Regions from separate parts of the Homo sapiens genome. Here region 1 is linked to region 2. Evidence: read pairs that join two places in POLR2A ChIA-PET (ENCODE). Cell type or tissue: PC-9. All regions are shown on one strand. Each heading gives the region's core, and the rest is flanking DNA. Links, peaks and the distances in the headings are about the cores only. Region 1 has its middle 72 kb from the start of LINC00596. Region 2 has its middle 130 kb from the start of DHRS2.

Region 1 (4,402 bases), core at 144-4,143, 63 kb after region 2:
AAGCAGTTTTGGGCTAGAACTGGGTGGGTCTGGGAATAGCTCCCGGAAGATCAACCTCGAGCCTGCTCCTTTAGCCTTTCCAGTGATTTTATGAACACAGAATTTCATATGTGAAATCTCTTCTCTTTAAATTAGCTTGAGTGGCTTCTGTTATCTGGTATCAAATTCTGGCATATGCACACATAGGTTTGAGAAAAGAAATAATTTTTATCTGAGGAATACAAATCTTTTTAATTATTAGGCCCAGAGAGACATTAAAAGGAGGCCACAATCCCACACCCTACTCCCCTCTTTGAGCTAAGTATTCATCTCTTGACACTGCTTGCTATTGCCACAAGTAGCTGGAAATTAACTTAATAATGCCACACCAGACACTATAACACACACTCTGTAGTTTATAAATGTGTAGCCAGTCACTAATCAATGTTCTTTGTGTAAACCAATGAGAATTTCTGACAAACAGTTTTGTAACAGTCCATTTCCTTCCCCATTTTTTGCCTTTAAAAATCCACTTGTAACTTCTGCTAATTGGAGCGTATATTCAGGGCAACTTGAATCTATGCTCCTGGGTTGCAATCCTCAGGCTTGGCCCACATAAACTCTCTGCTTGTATTAATTTTGCCTCAGCTTCATTCTCTTAGGTCAACATATCCAATAAATATTTATTCATTGAGAACCACTAGGATAATGAACATCTACTTCACAGGTTTGTTGTGAGAGGCCCAAATAAATTAAGATGTGAGAGGGCTTTGTAAACTATCAAGTGCCTAAAGTTCCACAGCTGCTTAAGAGTGATGTGTTTTATCATTTTGTCCTCCATGAGTCTCTAGCCTCAAGCTTCAAGACACATTTGACTCCCTGCTCCCAGTGCTCTCTGCTCTGCCTGCTTTTCATCCCTCAGCCTCTTCTTCTAGACTTGTCTTCATTTTCAGCACATGAGGGGAGTCTTCCTGACACCCCAAAGCTGATTCATTGTCTCCTCCATGTGACCTGATGCCCTCCTGTGCTTACTCCTCACATTCATCTTTCTAACTCTAAGTGACCGTGTTACATTTGTCACTTCTAGCAGGGTGCCCGGCACCTAGCAATGGCTTCATAGGTATTTGTTGAATGAATGAATGAATGAATGAATGAATGCAGATTTGGCTGCAGTGATGTAATGGTTTCTTAGGGGCCTCACTGGACCTACAGGTCAAATTCCTTAGTTACTGCATGTCAGACCCTTCCCCTGTGCAGTCAGTGGTGTCAGTTCAGCTCTGGTCTTAAAGCATTTATCGTAAAGTACCCATTCTTGATTTTTAAGTATTCAGGCTTTGGGGGGCATCAGGCATTGTGTACACTGTGAACTAGTGCTTTCCTGATATTTAGAATACTGAGTCTCTGTTCAAATCTTCACAAATCTGTAGCTATGAACTTATTTACATAAACCCAATTCCCTTATTTAAGTACTTCAACCTTAGTAAATCTTAGGTAAATATCAGAGCAGATAAATGCTTTTGAAGCAAACTTTAAAGATAAATTCACAATTCTTTTTTTCTCTGAAATTTGGCTCCTACAATCCCTGCTCATTCATTATGGTTCCCTACCTCCCTTGTAGCCAAGGATTCAAAACAGTGTTGGGTTTCCTTCTCTTCCTACTCAACATTTTGTTAATGTCACTCCAAACAGTTTATTTTTAAAAGCTAAGCATCTCTCTCTCTCTCTCTCTTTCTCTCTCTCTCTCTCTCTCCTTCTCTCTCTCTCTCTCTCTCCTTCTCTGCCCCAGTCATATATATATATATATATATATAATTTTGGCAAAATATACAGAATCTATGCATGCCCTAGTCTCTTCATTCATTCAGTGAGCATCTACTGGGAACCTGCTATGGGCTGGGCGGCCAGAATACAAAGATGACTCATGATTTTGGTACTCAAAGCACTCACAGCCTGAGCTGGGCCTGCAGAAAAATATGACTATAATACATTGTGGTAGGAGGAACATATGAGTCACACAATTTTATGGGAGCACAGGAGAAGGAATGGCGCCTAACTTAACCTTGGGGTGGCAGTGGTTAGATAAATAATCTGGAAAAGGTGACACCTAAGTCAATTGAGGAAAAGGAGCTTCTAATATTGCATTTGTTTGTTTTTTAGGAGGCATGCTTTTTTAATTAAAAAAGGATATATGTTCATTATAAATTGGTTTTAAAATATTTGTAAAATATTTGTAAAAATGTATAAGAAAGTTGAGGGAAAAGTTGCAAAAGACTCTAAAACAGACCTGACTTTGAAATGGACTCTGGGTATCTTCAGTGAAAAACTAGGTGTTATCTAGCTACTCTTCTAGGTGACCTGATTCTGTGGGGTCTCTGTATCTTACATTGCCTTTGAGCTATTTACAACTCAAGAGTTTTAGATAACTAATAAATATTTGCATCTATCCATAGATGCATATAAATTTCATCTGGAGGAGATTCAATTTTCCTTCTACACTGGAGGAAATCAGCTTTGCATCTATTAAACAAACTTATTTTACTCTTCCCTTTGTCCTATATATGTGTGGTTCTTTGAATTTACCTTTGAATCAGTTGTAATGGCTTTGTGGTTCCCCTCATTAATTAATGAGTTTTTTAAATGTTGACACTTGTTCATTTTACATTTGTATGGGAGTCATTATCTTACCTTCTCAAAAATTATCCAACATAAGAAAAAATTTGATATTTCACTGTTAACTATTATTATTATTTTGCCATTCTTTAAGTCACCTCTCCAAATAGCCATTGTCATATAATAGCTATGTGTTCAATTTTGCATGAATGGGACCACAGTATACATGACTTGTTTTTTTTTAAATTTTTCAGGGCTTATTCTTGAAGGAGAATGGAGTAAGGAGTTTGGAAATATAGAAGGCCATACCAAGCAAGGAAGTTAGCACGTGTAAGGGCAAGGGGGAGAAAAACAGCGCAGAGTGAGAGAAACTACCAAGAGTTTGTTATCCTTGGAACAGCAAGTATGAGATGGGGAGTGGCTGGAGATGAAGCTATAGAATTGGTCAAGGGCTGGATAGTGGTGGTTATTGCATGCCAAAACAAAAAGCTTAGACTTTACGTAGAGGGCAAATGGGAGTTACTGAAATTTAATAAGAAATGCAAAGGGGTCAGATATTGATATGGTCAGATTTTTGCCATATAGAGACAACGTTAGCATGTGTGTATATGCAGGTGCACTTATTTGATGTGGCAGCCAGGAGATTCTTGCAGCAAGAGATACTAAGGTCTTGTGCCCATCAGATACTGTCAGGAAATAGATGGCATATTTAAATTGGGTAAATTGAAGAGAGTTTCATGAAGGGGCTATTTAAGAGGCAAAGTATGGGGTAACCACAAGAGATAGTGCAGCACTGGAGCCAGGCACAGGGAGGTTTTAATACCATCCAGGCCTGAAAGTGCAAGAGGAGGAAGTGAGTTACCCCAACAAGGACAAAAACAGACGGCTGCCTGTCAGGGGCTGTGACCTTTGGTTAAGTGTCATAGTAAGCCAGAGACACCCCTGCAGAAGGAAACCATGTGAATAAATACCACAACCGCATTTCCCTCCTTTCCTCTGATCTATCGGGTTCTCTATTAGCAAAACCCTTCTGGAAGTGAGATGTCATCCACACAGCTCAGCCTCCAAGAGCATGGAACAGAGTGGAGCATGCGCCTGGAGGGGCCAGTAGAAGGTATCCAGCCAGGCCCTGAACTAGTCAGAAGTAGTATAGATGCAGAAAATAAGTTAGATTTGGGAAATCTAACTTTATTAGTTAAAATTATCAGCCCTTCGTGAGAAATTGGTCACCCTCGGAGCAAAAGGAGCTAAAAACGAGGCCCAGTTTTCCAGCTTGGGCACCTGAGTACTTAAAATGTGAATTTCATGTTAGTGCATTATATTGACGACATAATGTTAACTGGACATGATGAGCAGAAGTCAAAGGAACTCTGAATGTCTAAGTAATACATATGTGCCTCAGAGGGTGAGAGGTAAATCCTACAGAGATCCAGAAACCCATCACATGAGTGGTTTTTAGGATTCCAGTGGTTTGAGGCATATTGAGACTTTCATTCAGAGTTGAAAGACAATGAAAATTTGGTAGTGCTCTTCAGGTTTGGGGGACATTGCAAACCATTCTTGGAAATTCTGCTGCAACCTATTTATTGGGTGATTATGAAGGCTGTCAGTTTTGAGTGGGGCCCAGGGTAAGAGAAGGCTCTGTGGCAGGTGAAGATGTTGTATAACCAGCCCTGCCACTTGGGCCACAGGACCTAATGGATCTCATAGAGTCCCAGATATTTGTGCCAATAAAGCTCTATTGAGTAATCCTTGGTAAGCCCCAATAGGGAGTCTTAGCACAGAACCCTAGGGTTCTAGTGCAAGGCAATGC
Region 2 (4,402 bases), core at 219-4,218:
TATGTGCATTACTCACCCAATCCTCCCAGTGACCCCATGAAATAGTGACCATTATTAATTCGGTTTTATAGATAAATTAACTCTCTCACCCAAGGCCATACAGCAGAGCTAGGACTCTCATCCCTGACTGCAGAATATCTGGGATAATTTGCCCAACTCTCTTATATTCTCATCCCTTATTCATAAGATACAGAGATGAAACAAAGCTTCCATGGCCCTTCCCAGCTCAAGTTATGGCAAGACTGTAATGCTATGACTGCCTAGAGCCTGGACTTTGTCTCCCTTCTCTGTCACCTGAAGCCTCCCAAATATTAGATCTGAGGCTTTTCTGCTCAGCCCAGAAACGCTAATGGCTTAGCCCAAGACTTCATGGCTCTGCCACTTCCTTCTGTGCTTCTAATTTGGAAATCCTGGAACCCAAATCAGCTTGCTTGTCAACAGTGATCAACAATCCTTTCAAGTGTCTTGGTAAACATCTCTTCCCTTTCCCCACAAAGGCCGAGGCACAACTTCACACTCTCCTCACATCCTTCACTCACCCCATCCCATGGCCCCCACCCTTTCTGAGACCTAGGTTCATGGAGATATATGAGAGGTCTTCAGAAATTTCATGGAAAATGAGTATTATGAAAACACTATGCATAGATTTCAAAAATTTTTTGTACCAAAATAAACTAAGTTGTTTTAACATATCTTAACCGGATCTAGTTTGAGGTACTAAAAAACATAAGACATTAGTTTGAGAAGAGCCCCCATCAGAGCAACATGAATGCTGTTAAAATTAAAGCAAAAACAAACCTCAAATTTATGGTGAAGCTTGTGTGGAAGAATGACAATTTATGAAAACTTTATAGGGAAAATGCCTCAAGGAAATTAGCAGTTTACAAATGGATAACCTGTTTTAAGAAGAGGCAAGAGGATGTTGAAAATGAAGGCCACAGTGGCAGACCATCCACATCAATTAGTGAGGAAAAAATTAATCTTGTTCATGCCCTAATTGAAGAAGACTGATGATTAACAGTAGAAAAAATAGCCAACACTATAGGCATCTCAATCAGTTCAGCTAACACAGTTCTGACTGAAAAGTTAAAATTGAGCAAACTTTCTACTTGATAGGTACCAAAACTGTTGTGCCCATATCAGCTACAAATAAGAGCAGAACTTTCAGTGGAAATTATCCAAGTGAGATCAAGTGAGGTCAAGATCCTGAGACATTTATTCAAAGAATTGTAACAGGAGATGAAGCATGGCTTTCCTAGTACTGTCTTGAAGACAAAGCACAATCAAAGCAATGGCTACCAAGAGGAGGAAGTGGTCCAGTCAAAGCAAAAGTGGACCAGTCAAGAATAAAGGTCATGGCAACAATTTTTTGGTATGCACAAGGCATTTTGCTTGTTGACTTTGTGTAGGACCAAAAAACAATAACACCTGCTTTTTATGGGAGTATTTTGAGAAAGTTAGCCAAGTTTTAGCAGAATAATAACCAGGAAAGCTTCATCAGAGTCCTTCTCCAACATAACAATGCTCCTGATTATTCCGCTCATCAAACAAGGGCAATTTTGCAAGACTTTCAATGGGAAATCATTAGGCACCCAGCTTACAGTACTGATTTGGCTCCTTCTGACTTATTTTTGTTTCCCAATCTTAAAATCTTTAAAGGGCATCAATTTTTCTTCAGCTGATAGTGTAAAAGACTGTATTGACATGGTTAAATTCCCAGGACTTTTGCTTCTTTAGAGATGGACTACATGACTGATATCATTGCTTACAAAAAATGTCTTGAACCTGATGGAGCTTATGTCAAGAAATAAAGTTTTAATTTTTTATTGTTATCTTTTTTGGAATTTTTGATATATATATATTTTAATCTTCTAATCCCTTTTTTTCCACAAGCTTTTTGAAGTCTCCTCATATGAGGCAATGCCGTGTAAAGTGCTTCAAGTTTCTCTTCCTTTCAATCTTCTCTGTGAACTTCTGTGATTCCCAAGGCAGAATCAGGTGCTCCTTCCTCTATCACATGTGGCCCCTCTTCATTTGTAAGGAAGACTCTAGGGATCTTTTATATCATAGTATTATTACTTATCATTGTATTATAACTGTTTGTCTTCACCAGATTATGAAATTGAGGGTCATGTTTATCAAACACAGGGTCATGTTTATTTTTCTAGCTCCAGCAAATTACCACAGAGCCTGACACACACACCACAGTCTCCATGAATATGGCAAAGTTTTTGCAGGATAAAAACTTAATATTATATGCATTTTAGAAAGATCATTCTGACAGCAACATGGAGGATGAACTGAGAGGAGTGAGATGTCAGACAGGGAGAACAGTTAAGAGGCCATAACCCAGGCCCCAAATAGCTGGGATCTGAATCAGGGTAGGGGGAGCAGAAGGTAGATACAATTGGGCAATTCTTGGAACCAATTTGATATTGAGGGTGAGGGAGGTGGAGCTTTATATATTGTAGTTCCTGGTTTGGGCAAATGGATGGATGCTGTTGCCACTGATTGAGATAAGAAATCGTTAATTGACAATAAAATATCAAGCTCCATTTTAGTCAGGTTGATTTTGAGGTAAATTTTTCAGTAGATAGTTGGCTATTTGGATTTAAAATATAGAGGAGAGGTTTGGGTTAACAATATATTTGGAATGCACCAGGATCTACAAAAATCATACCCTTAAGAATTTCAAGACAGAAGAAAACAAAATTATTAGTAAGAGATGACATTATTTGATGAAAAAATATATATATGCCCTTAGGAAACATAGTTTTCTGTGTTGCCCTTTCCTTCTTTATTGAACTGTCTTCCATTTCTACAGGAGTACAGCATAAACCATCTAAACACTATGGGAAATGGTTGTCTTCTATGAAGTATGTTTTCAAGGACCCACATTGCAATTCCCTTAGCTGGATAGGGGATGCCAAACGGCAACCCAGAGCCCTGATGAATAGGGCACTTCCTACTAGAGATTCAAAGAATCTTTCTCACAAAAAGGAAAGAAACCAGATTCTATTAACCAAGTTGAGCCCTGACACTGAAGGGATTTTTCTGTCTATAAAGGTGAAGAAAAAGAAAGAATATTTTAAATAATTCTTAAGAGGTGGTGTGGTTACTTTTTTTTTTTTTTTTAGGTTTTTAGGAGTCTTGCTCTTGTTGCCCAGGCTGGAGTGCAGTGGCATCATCTTGGCTCATTGCAACATCCACCTCCCAGGCTCAAGCAATTTCCTGCCTCAGCCTCCCAAGTAGCTGGGATTACAAGTGCCTGCCATCATGCCCAGCTAATTTTTGTATTTTTAGTAAAGGCAGTGTTTTACCATGTTGGCCAGGCTGGTCTTGAACTCCGGAACTCAGGTGATCCGCCTTGGCCTCCCAAAGTGCTGGGATTACAGGTGTGAGCCACCATGTCCAGCCGATTACTTTGTAATAATAACACAAGATAGCAGCCAGCAGGTTATCCCATAGAGTTTGTGTATCTGGACTGCTGCAGGCTTTTTAATTTACTCAAATAATTTAAATTTCAGTCCTAGTAAATCTAAAATTAGGTTTATCATTCAAAAGTTGCTGGAATGAATGTTTCCATCAGCTAGTGAGATCTTTGTTCTGGTGCAGGACAGCCCAGAGTATTTGCTTCTGGTCACAATGGACCATCAAAGAAAATGTCCATGACCTACAAACATTTTCTTGCATGTGCAGACAAGAATACTTGAATTTCCAGAATCCAAAGATAAAGGAGTAAAACAAACAGCAAGGCACATAAGCATTTGCATTTTTACACTAAAATCTATTTATCTCTCTATCCTTAACAAATGGAAGTCATCAGTTAGGAAGAAAAGAATCCTAAATAGCTAAGAACACTAATAAAATTGCAGAATTTTGAAGAACAAAGAAATGATGAATTATGGACTCTTTTTGTCATGAATCACGGATAAACTGCTAAAAATTAAATAATTTCTTAGAGCTGTTTGTAAAAATTTGGGGACAAAGCCTAAGAAGTATTTATTTAGAAACTTTAAACAGCTGGCCAACAGGCATCACCTGAATTTTATTACTACAATGTCAGTAGACAAAGCAACCAAACTGAGAATAAAGGAGAATCTGATACACCAACAGATGATGATTTTGGTGGAAAGCAAAATGCAACAACAAATGGATATTGTTAAATTACTGGGAGAGGAAATTTCCGAAGCAGATCATTTCACTAGTGGTTCAGAACAGAATAAACAACAATGCCTTGAAAGAAATTGCAAATATTGTGCTTTGGACAAATGCTTAAATTGCACTCCAAGAAATAAAGGCTTTAGGATAATTTCTATTTCTTTTAAGTTGCAAGCCTCTCTTAAGGCCTTATGGAGAACCTTCATGAACTGTTGGTGTAAGCTGATGTCCATGGCATGTG

Evidence for each region. Peaks named below come from ENCODE experiments on the same cell type or tissue, not always from the same donor. Only the 100,000 strongest peaks of a DNase experiment are listed, where the experiment ranks them.
Region 1: POLR2A ChIA-PET joins it to region 2 with 8 read pairs; 2 of 35 experiments call an interaction of 5 or more read pairs at or near these places.

The regions. Positions count from the first base shown.
Region 1 is chr14:23,828,325-23,832,726 of GRCh38, forward strand. No RefSeq gene overlaps it. Among named protein-coding and RNA genes, the nearest start is that of LINC00596, 72 kb to the right of the region's middle. In PC-9, for the core only: no CTCF peak of the experiment used is centred there; a DNase peak (open chromatin) is centred at 1,967; H3K27ac peaks cover 1,712 bases.
Region 2 is chr14:23,764,784-23,769,185 of GRCh38, forward strand. It overlaps the pseudogene SUZ12P2. Among named protein-coding and RNA genes, the nearest start is that of DHRS2, 130 kb to the left of the region's middle. In PC-9, for the core only: no CTCF peak of the experiment used is centred there; no DNase peak of the experiment used is centred there.